Linked DNA regions of Homo sapiens: region 2 is linked to region 1. A link is an interaction called in ENCODE POLR2A ChIA-PET data of the cell type or tissue named here. Cell type or tissue: OCI-LY7. All regions are shown on one strand.

The links. Peaks named below come from ENCODE experiments on the same cell type or tissue, not always from the same donor. Only the 100,000 strongest peaks of a DNase experiment are listed, where the experiment ranks them.
Region 2: POLR2A ChIA-PET joins it to region 1 with 6 read pairs; 5 of 35 experiments call an interaction of 5 or more read pairs at or near these places.

Annotation. Positions count from the first base shown.
Region 1 is chr11:47,102,920-47,107,919 of GRCh38, reverse strand. The region is part of intron 3 of CSTPP1 (centriolar satellite-associated tubulin polyglutamylase complex regulator 1); the gene reads right to left. Among named protein-coding and RNA genes, the nearest start is that of ARFGAP2, 71 kb to the left of the region's middle. In OCI-LY7, a CTCF peak has its summit at 44; DNase peaks (open chromatin) are centred at 29, 579, 2,179, 3,529 and 1 weaker place; H3K4me3 peaks cover 3,684 bases; H3K27ac peaks cover 4,190 bases.
Region 2 is chr11:46,942,774-46,947,773 of GRCh38, reverse strand. All of the region lies in intron 1 of CSTPP1 (centriolar satellite-associated tubulin polyglutamylase complex regulator 1), which reads right to left. Among named protein-coding and RNA genes, the nearest start is that of CSTPP1, 8.5 kb to the right of the region's middle. In OCI-LY7, no CTCF peak of the experiment used is centred here; no DNase peak of the experiment used is centred here.

The DNA.
Region 1 (5,000 bases):
AGGGGAACAAGGTACAGTGATTCCTCATGTGCAGCACGCTGCTGCCCCAAGGGAACTGGGGGGGAATTGTACCGAGCAGTTTCCCCCTAATTTTTTTTTGCCACCTTGTCCAGTATAAATCTCTATTGCAGGGGTGGAGGTGGAGGAAGTAATTCTTTCTTAATTCAATGTGCTTCAATTCCCAGATATGAACAAACTTCAGAACATTTTAGGAGAATCTTCTAATAGAAAAAACATATTCATTTGCTTCACAGAGTAGGTTTCAGGTGGATGTCTCCTTCTCTCCTGGACAAACTCCTTGAAAAAAAACCATGAAAATAAAAGGCAATACTGTCCAAACAGGAAACTGGTGCCAAATAGAGGCAAAAAACCAAAGCAAAACAACTCCCTGAGATAGAGTGGACTGCATTCATTAGGTTCAGGTAGCTCAAAAGACAAGAACATTAAATAATTAGACTCCAACAGATCAAGGTGCTGTAGGTAATGGGACCTCATAAGGACAGAACAAAAGATCCTGTTTCTAACAAAGGTTCTACAGACCTTTATACTACAGTGAGCAATGAGTGAGAGGGATGCTGCCCAGGAAATGAAAGGACTCAATCGTTCCTCTTCAGTGAGCGGAGCCCAGGAGGAGTGTTCCAGGGCGCTCTCACAAACACTCTTTAATAATACCATCCAGAGCCTTTGATTCAAGGAACATGCTGAAGAATAAACAGCCTATTAATCTGAGTTTTCTGGTGTGCCTGAGTATACAAAGCAGCAATGAACTAACCCCTTGGCTCTTGCAAACATCCCGACTGCACACCATCCGCTGCTCCACTACACAGCTCAGCCCCTCCTTCCCCTGCATGCAATTTGCCCCTGGAAAAGCTTCAAGGTTTGGGGGTCCTGATGGTTTCATCTAAGGATGCTCAGGCCAAACCCAGGGTGCAAAGAACGGGAAACAGCGTATCCTTGTTTGGCCATAAGAAGGCACAGCCATGTGACCAGGCTCAAATGAGAACTGTGTGGTAGTGTGAGTGGGTAAGGAGACAAAGTCATCAGTCTGCCTCTTTCTGAGCCAAGTTGACAGCCACAGGCCTGGGAAAGGAAGGCCCAGTTTCAATTGCTTCCTAGTCTTGGTTACCTTGGTGGCAGGAAGGGCTCCTGCATGGGTGGGCTTTGGGTACCATTCTGTGGAAACATTCCTGGGCATTTTGCCTAGGTAAAAATTACCAAGTAAGGTCCCTGAGTTTTCTTTCTTTCTTTCATGTTCTTTTCTTTTCTTTTTTTTTTTTGAGATAGGGTCTTGCTCTATCACCCAGGCTGGAGTGCAGTGGTGTGATCTTGGCTCACTGCAACCTCTCCCTCCTGGGTTCAAGCAATTTTTGTGTCTCAGCTTCCCGTGTACCTGGGACTACAGGTGCGTGTCACCACGCCTGGCTAATTTTTGTATTTTTAGTAGAGACGGGGTTTTGCCATGTTAGCCAGGCAGGTCTTGAACTCCTGGCCTCAAGTGATCCGCCTGTCTTGGCCTAGGTCCCTGAATTTTCAAGGAGAAAAATAGAAGAAAGAGAAATAGCTGTTTCACTTTCATCCTTTCACTAGAAGTCCTTCTTTACAAACAATCAGGTGTAGCTTTTGTGATAACAACAATTTGATCGGTTCTCCTTCCCACCCCTAAGACAAAGTACAATGATAGTACTTTAAGTAATAAACCAGGCGTTCAGTTGTTGAAACAATGTAATTGAGGCTAAGATCATAGGCTCAAATCAGCCATGGGAGCGGTTTCCCTGTGTTCCATGGTCACTGACCTCATGCAAGGTGTGTGCTTAATCATAAAAGGAACTAGTGTGACAAGGTGGATAAATCAGTATCATGGCTATCAACACAGACTGGGTCATGCATACACACACATATTCTCAAAGCCTAATCCCTCTGACCCCAAATTTATATATCAAGGAAAACATATTTAATGAAAGTTTCCTTTCTAAAAATAATTTCAAAGAGGCACTTTGACTTAAAAAAATTAATTCTAAAGCCTTCTGATTCTACTTCCAGGGAACTACTTTGTGTTTAGTCCCTTGAAACTGGAGGACACACATCTTTGACGAAAAGGAGCAGCACAAAAGCTTGCATTTTATGTGCTTGGCTCTGAGATGATACCACAGAGGGTAGGAAGTAAGAGCATGGGCTCTGCAGTTAGACAGATCGAAATCTGAGCTCCTCTTCTGCCACTTGCTGATGTGTGATCTTAGACCCATGACATCAAATCAGTGAGTTTCAACTTCCTCATCTGTAAAATGGGAATACCTTCATGGGATTATTGTGAGGATTATATAACAAAAATGTTTAGTACCATGCCTAGGACACAGTAAGTGTTCAATAAATGATAGCTGTACTTACTGTTTCTTTTAATTAAAAAAAAATTTTTTTTTCAGAGACAGAGTCTCTGTCTGTTGCCCATGCTGGAGTACAGTTGTATGATCATGGCTCACCGTGGCCTCAAACTCCTAGGCTCACGTGATCCTCCCACCTCAGCCTCCTGAGTAGCTGGGAATACAGGCTACCACGCCCAACTACTTTTAAAATTTTTATTTATTTATTGTTTTTGAGAGAGGTCTCCCTATATTGCCCAGGCTAGTCTGGAACCCCTCACTTTAAGTGATCCCCTCACATCTGCTTCCCAAAGTGTAGGGATTACAGGCATGAGCCACCATGCCTGGCCCTTGTTACTCTTTGAATCCTCTAAATAATAGGCACAGGGACTTAACTGGTGGCTGGCAGGCACATGAGCTACATGAAATGGGAGTTTCTTCATTCCTTACCAAGCTGGGCTTAGATCCTCAAACCATCCTTCACTACACTGGAAACAAGTGTTTGGGTTATCTGGGGTAACTGATGGAAGGGCAATGAGAGATCAAACCCTGGTACTCTGGAACTTCATTTTGATTTGGGAACTGCAGGTTGACCTGGAGAATTCCCACCCCAGATTCTGGCTTAGCAGATATAGCCTTTTCCTAGGCTTCCACCTGTTGAGACAAACAGATGTAAACTGAACACAAGAGGGGTTTGCAAGCACAGATCTGGTATCAGACTGCCTTACCCTGCAGCATTCCTGGGGTCATAAAATGACAAACATTTCAACACGCTGGATCTAACCCTTCCTGCCCTGTAACTGGGGCCTTATGAAACTGCTTCTTGTGATTAGAGCCATTGGTACCTCATACCAAGGCTGTGAGGTGGACTTCATTAATATTGATGAGCTGCAGCTCGTTAACCTCATTTGATGTTTATTTACAACCATTCTTCTCATATGCTAATGAATGACACTGGGCTCTTCAGATAGAAAGGAAAGAACTGGACCCTCTCTGCCAGCATCTCCTTGGCAAACTGCTGTCCCTTGAAACAGAAGTTTGCACAGAGGGAATGAAGCCAAATGTAGGGAATGCAGCAGAGAGGACAAAATGATGTGAAAAGAATGTCTGCAATGTAATGGGGGAGAGAGAAGCCCAGCTGCTGGGGCCACAGTGTGACTGAGGTTTGGTTACACCCACCCAGTGGCTAACAAAGAGAAGCTGAAGGGCGGGGAACTGAGGAACTAAGAAAAGGACAATGTGTTAGATTTTGAAATTGGAGTATTGGGGGTGGAGATGAGTGGGCCCCATGGGTGTCAGGGAGCTTGAAGGCCTCTCTAGGATTCATTCCACTTTCTTCTGTGATCTTAAGAAATCAATCGGCAGGGAATTGGGGTGGATTTCTTTAAGGCAGTAAAATACCCATAGCAATGAATGCTTATCAAATGCTTGGCTTGGAGAAGAGTGCTCATTGTCGCACCATGAAATGGGTAAGTAGGGAGAAATAATCTCTGATTCTCTTTCCTCAAAGTTATAGGTTTGTATATTAAAGAATAGGATGATTAAGCAAGGAAGAGTCAGAGACTGAGGAAAAAATATATCTTTAAATATGGCCATTATCAGGCACAGTCGCTCATGCCTGTAATCCCAGCACTTTGGGAGGCCAAGGAGGGAGGATCACTTGAGCTCAGCAGTTTGAGATCCTGGGCAACATAGTGAGACCCCATTAATTAAAAAAAAAATTAGCAGGGCGTGGTAACACATACCTGTGGTCCCAGCTACTCAGGAGGCTGAAGCACAAGAATCGCATGAACTCAGGAGGCAGAGGTTACAGTGAGCTGAGATAGCACCACTTTACTCCAGCCTAGGCAAGAGTGAGACCCTGTCTCAAAAAAAAAAAAAAAAAAAAAAAAGGCCATTCTATTGTTTCAGGGCTGCTAAGCAAAACACAGGTCCCTTCCAAATTCCCCAGTATGTAGCAAGTCAATTTTGGATCATTCCATCCATTCTGAGTGTTTGAAAGAACTAATAAGACATATGAGAAAGGTGGAAGGAAGAATATGTTGGATATATGAAAGTTTATTAATACCAGCAGCAAGAGCAAACTTAAAATTTCTTAAGTACTTCAGTGTCAATTCCCATCAATTTTCTTGACTTTGATTCTGTACATTTTTTTTTTTTTTTGAGACAGGGTCTTGCTTTGTTGCCCAGGCCAGAGTGCAGTGGCATGATCTCAGCTCACTGCAACCCCCACCTCCCAGGCTCAAGCAATCCTCCCACCTCAGCCTCCAGAGTAGCTGGAACTACAGGTATGTGCCACCACACCAGGATAATTTTTTTGTATTTTTTGTAGAGATGAGGTCTCACTATGTTGCCCAGGCTGGTCTTGAACTCCAGGGCTCAAGCGATCCTCCCACCTTGGCCTCCCAAAGTGCTGGGATTATAGGCATAAGCCACCACACCCTGCCGATGCTGTACACTTTACATTACTATTTAGTCAATTATTCCCTTCCTGCCTTTGGGGCCACACTCTCTCCAAAGTATGCCTTTGGGGCCACACTTTCTCCCAATCTGGCTTTTTTTTTTTTTTTTTTCTGTGAGGCACTTTGAAGATCATTCCTACCCTTGATGTGCCTTTCTGTAAGGCTAAAGAGGCAAGAGAAA
Region 2 (5,000 bases), 160 kb after region 1:
TGAAGCTTGTGTTTTATCACAATTACCTGTAATCTCGGGGCTAGATAATAGTATTAACGAGACCTTGAGTTACACAATAGGACAGCTGGAAAAAAGGCTCTTACTTTCTCCAAAGAATAGTGCTTTAAAAGCTAATTGAATGAAGAAAAAGAACAGGCTCTGAAAGTGCTGTCTCAAACAATATTTACTTTTAGTAGGTTCCTGCTAATCAAACAAAACTTAGTCAAAAGCTTTCCATGAAAAAAATACATTTGATGATTTCAGCAGTAATTGCTTTGTTTAAAGAAAGGTGCTTAAGAAAAAACATAGCTAGTGGGATCAGTAATTTGTAAGTTCAGTTGTGTTTGGGAAAATCCCTCCTCTCTTTGATAAATCATTAAAATTCTGCTCAGATAAATGTGTTTTGACTTGAAATTCCAATCATAGAATGAGCTATTTCCTAAGGCCCCTAGGGAAGTAGTGTAAGGGTGATCCCAACACAGAAAGAGGACCCAGAGATTAGTTTACAAGGGTAATTCCAGTCTTAATCAAAGCATATCACTCTGTCCAACTAAAGGACAGGATCTCATTGAGATGCTCCAAAATTGTAGAAAATCTCCTTCCTTTTTAAAATATTGGTTTTACAAAATGGATTAAATTTTAATGTTATGTAACCCAAACACAGAAACTATGGTATCAACCAAGAAATTAACTTTAGGTATAAATCAGAGTTAAAACCGAAAAGATCCAGAGCAGATTTAATCATCCTTTTTCATTCATGGAAGGGGGGAAAAACATAGTTTCTCTCACATGTTAGGAATTCAGTAACTATTTGTTGAACTGGATTCCTTTCTCCCATTTATTTTAAAATTTATTCTGTTACTTAAAGTAGACCATTCATTCAACAACTGAGCACTTCATTTGGGCCAAGCATTGTGCTAGATTTTAGAGAGAAAAGGCCTGCCCTCATGGCTCACATTCTAATAAGAAACAGACAATAACCAAGTATACAAGTAGGTACACAAGATAACTCTGATAAGTGCTATGAAGGACATAAATAGGATGATGAACCAGAAATAGGATAATGGATCATGTCTCTTCTGCTCTACTATTATTTTTATTTATTTACTTATTTTTGAGATGGAGTCTCGCTCTGTCGCCCAGGCTGGAGTGCCGTGGTGCAATCTCGGCTCACTGCAAGCTCCGCCTCCCGGGTTCACACCATTCTCCTGCCTCAGCCTCGCGAGTAGCTGGGACTACAGGCGCCTGCCACCACGCCCGGCTAATTTTTTGTATTTTTAGTAGAGACAGGGTTTCACCGTGTTAGCCAGGATGGTCTCGATCTCCTGACCTCGTGATCCACCCGCCTTGGCCTCCCAAAGTGCTGGGATTACAGGCGTTGAGCCACTGCTCCCGGCCTGCTCTACTATTATTTTTAAAACTTCAATTTATCTACTCGGCCTCCTAGAATTATTCATTTAGCACATATTGCATTTGTGCAAATAAAAGTGATCCCCAACTTCTGAATAGCATTTGGAATAAAGATTTTAACATTACTTGAATATATAAATGATAAACAAAGTCAAAAATTTTAAAGCTATCTTAAAACCCCAGAATAACACTGACATCACTCTGCAATTTACTTTGGAGAAATGGAGGTAGGCAAGGGTTGGGAACAACATGGCTTAGAACTTACTGGCTCTTTTTTCCCCCCAACAAAAAGATATTTATTTATTACATGTATTAAATAGGTTACAGAATCTTTGGAAAAGGAAAAAAATCTAGATCGACCTTCCAGGAACAACTCCCAAAAGGCCCATTCCAGAACTAGGCTACCAAGGGAACTGCTGTCCCTTCCATGACTGAGAAGCTGCTGACCAAACTGAGAAAAGGCCAAGATAGCTGCTGGCTCTAGAACCATATAGGTCACATACTCTTTACTTATTATACTGTCTTTTTATGTTATGGTCATTTATGAATATGTCCCATCTCCCATCTACTGTGTAAGTTTCCTGTGGGGAGGGATGCTTTATATTCATATATTCATGCCTGGCTTTATATAGAGAAGGTATTCAGGGAGGAAGAAAAGGAAGGAGAAGGGTAGGGGGAGGAAAAGGAAAGAAAGAGGTGACTTTGTGAACATGTTCATAATTATTTTATTTATTTATTATTATTATTTTGAGACAGAGTCTTGCTCTGTCGCCCAGGCTGGAGTGCACTGGCGTGATCTCAGTGGACTGCAACCTCTGCCTCCCGGGTTCAAGCGATTCTCATGCCTCAGCCTCCCAAGTAGCTGGGACTCCAGGTGCGCACCACCATGCCCAGCTATTTTTCATATTTTTAGTAGAGACAGGGTTTCACCATGTTGGCCAAGCTGGTCTCGAACTCCTGACCTCAAGTGATCTGCCCGCCTCAGCCTTCCAAAATGCTGGGATTACAGGCATGAGCCACCGCACCTGGCCCATAATCATTTCAAAGTGACCAGTTTTATGTATTATAAACCTAGTTTCCAAAGATTTAGGAAGTCAGTTTAACACCTATTTTATTTCATTTCCTTTCTGCAGCAACCAAACACTTTAAGGCCCTAAGAGAATTTCTGCTAACTTACTGTAAACAGCAATATTTCCTAGAATAGAATTGGGTTTGGAAGGCTCACTAGTTATATTCAAATAAAAATAAGTTTATCAGGATTCATTCAAAATCAAAAAATAGAATGTGTCTGGAAGTCAGACAAGTAACTATCATATGCTGTGGTATCAGCAAATACAAAAAAAATTAAGATTAGTAACACTTATCTTCCACATAGAAGGGGTCCTATGTCAGAACCTTTGCCAAGTCCTAAAGAAGTTGTATTAACCTCATGGCTGGAAGAGACTATATCAGTAACTGTTAGATGTTGTCTTAGCTCAGATACTGTGAGAAACAGACACCAAAACAGGATCAGACATGCGAGAGATGTACTGGGGGAAACGCCCATGATAGAAAATGGGAAGGAAGCCGGAGGAGTCTGGGAGAGCTAAGAGATCAAATGCAGGTGTGACCCTAATTTATTATCCCTCCTTTAGGAGGGACCCTAATTATTATCCCTCCTTTAGGAGGGAGAAGGGAGAATGAGGGACTTAGCAGTGTGCAGTGAGAGTCTTTAAGCCAAAGTCACCCACTAGAGGAGTAAAACATCTCATGGAAGTGGGTCTGTCCTGCCCAGTCATTGACTAGGAGCAGTCTGTGGAAAGTGTGACCTCAGTGTGAACAAGGTGTTAGATTCAGAGCTGGGGTCAGGAGTCAATTACCCTCCCCTCCCCAGTGTAGGAGATCTGAGAGGCACACATTCCTGGTTGCCACCAGATGTTTACGTATTTGCACAAAAATATGGTAATAACACTAGCAGCTAATATTTATTGAGCACCTACACAGGTGCTCTAACAGGATAAATGCTTACATGTATGAGGCAAGCACAATTTTTTTTTTTTTTTTTTTGAGAAGCAGTCTCACTCTGTCACCCAGGCTGGAGTGCAGTGGTGAGATTTCAGCTCACTGCAGCCTCCTCCTCCCGGGTTCAAGCAATTCTCGTGTCTCAACCTCCTGAGTAGCTGGGACTATAGGAACACACCCCCACGCTCTGCTAATTTTTGCATTTTTAGTAGAGATGGGGTTTCACCATTTTGGCCAGGCTGGTCTCGAACTCCTGACCTCAGGTGATCCACCCGCCTCGGCCTCCCAAAATGCTGGGATTATAGGCATGAGCCACCATGCCTGGCCTTTTTTAAATTTTTTGAGAAAGGGTCTCACTTTGTCACCCAGGCTGGAGTGCAGTGGTGTGAAAACAGCTCACTGCAGCCTTGACCTCCTGGGCTCAAGCCATCCTCCCACCTCCGCCTCCTGAGTAACTGGGACTACAGATGCATGCTGTTGCACCCAGCTATTTTTTTTTTATTTTTAGTAGAGACGAAGTCTCACTATGTCCCATTGGTCTCAAACTCCTGGGCTCAAGCAATCCTCCCTCCTTGGCCTCCCACAGTGCTGGGAATATAGGCGTAAGCCACCATGACTGTACTATTACCACCCACATTTTGGAGATGTGGAAACTAAGGCACAGAGAGGTTAAGTGATTTCTTCTAGGTCATACAGCTACCCAAAGTACAAAGATGATTGTCAATAAAATTCTCCCAAATGGTAGAAGTTATCTTCCTCACTGCCTGCCTCTGAGAGATGAGTCCAGTGGCAAGAAGAAATTGGAAATTTTACCATTCCCTGATCCATCCTCATTCCTCGGATGCCTCCTCATGGCAGAAATGTTAAATGAAGACACTGGAATCACTTGACCTTACTCCAGGATCCACGTATAGGTCTACACAATAGTTGGAGCCCCACTTTGGGAGTTGCTCAAAGTATTTATAGCATAGAGTTTAACCATGTGGACTTCAATTAGACTGCTGGGTTAGAATTCTGGATCCACCACTTACAACTTGTTATTTGGTATCTTTGTGTGTAGTTTCCTCATCTGCCGAATGGAGATAACAACTGAAACTATCTTCATATACATCAATATATGTAAAGCATTTAAAATGGTACCTGGTACAGAGTAAGTTCTTAATAAGTCTCGGTTGCTTTTGTTAGCTACTCATGTTTAGGGTACCCTAAGGTCAGATTATTCATATTCCATTTCACATATACGTATGAATTAAGTGTAGGAGAGTATACAATGATAGAAGGTATACAGTGATAGAAGGTAGACAATGATAGAAGGTTGACAATGATGAGTAAAACACAATTCTTGTTCCCAAGAAATTTATTTGCAAGAGCCTCATCCTTAATAAGGAAGCAAGAATTACTGCCCTTTGAACCAATAGGGGTTTTTTGGTTTGTTTTTATCTTTTTAGTGAAGAGGAAAAAACACAAGCTGTGGAATATGACAAACCTGGGTATGAACCCCTGTTTACTATGCATCATTGCCTGTGTGACCTTGTGCAAATCAATTAGCCTTTCTAAGCCTCAGCTTCCTTATTTATAAAATGAGAAGA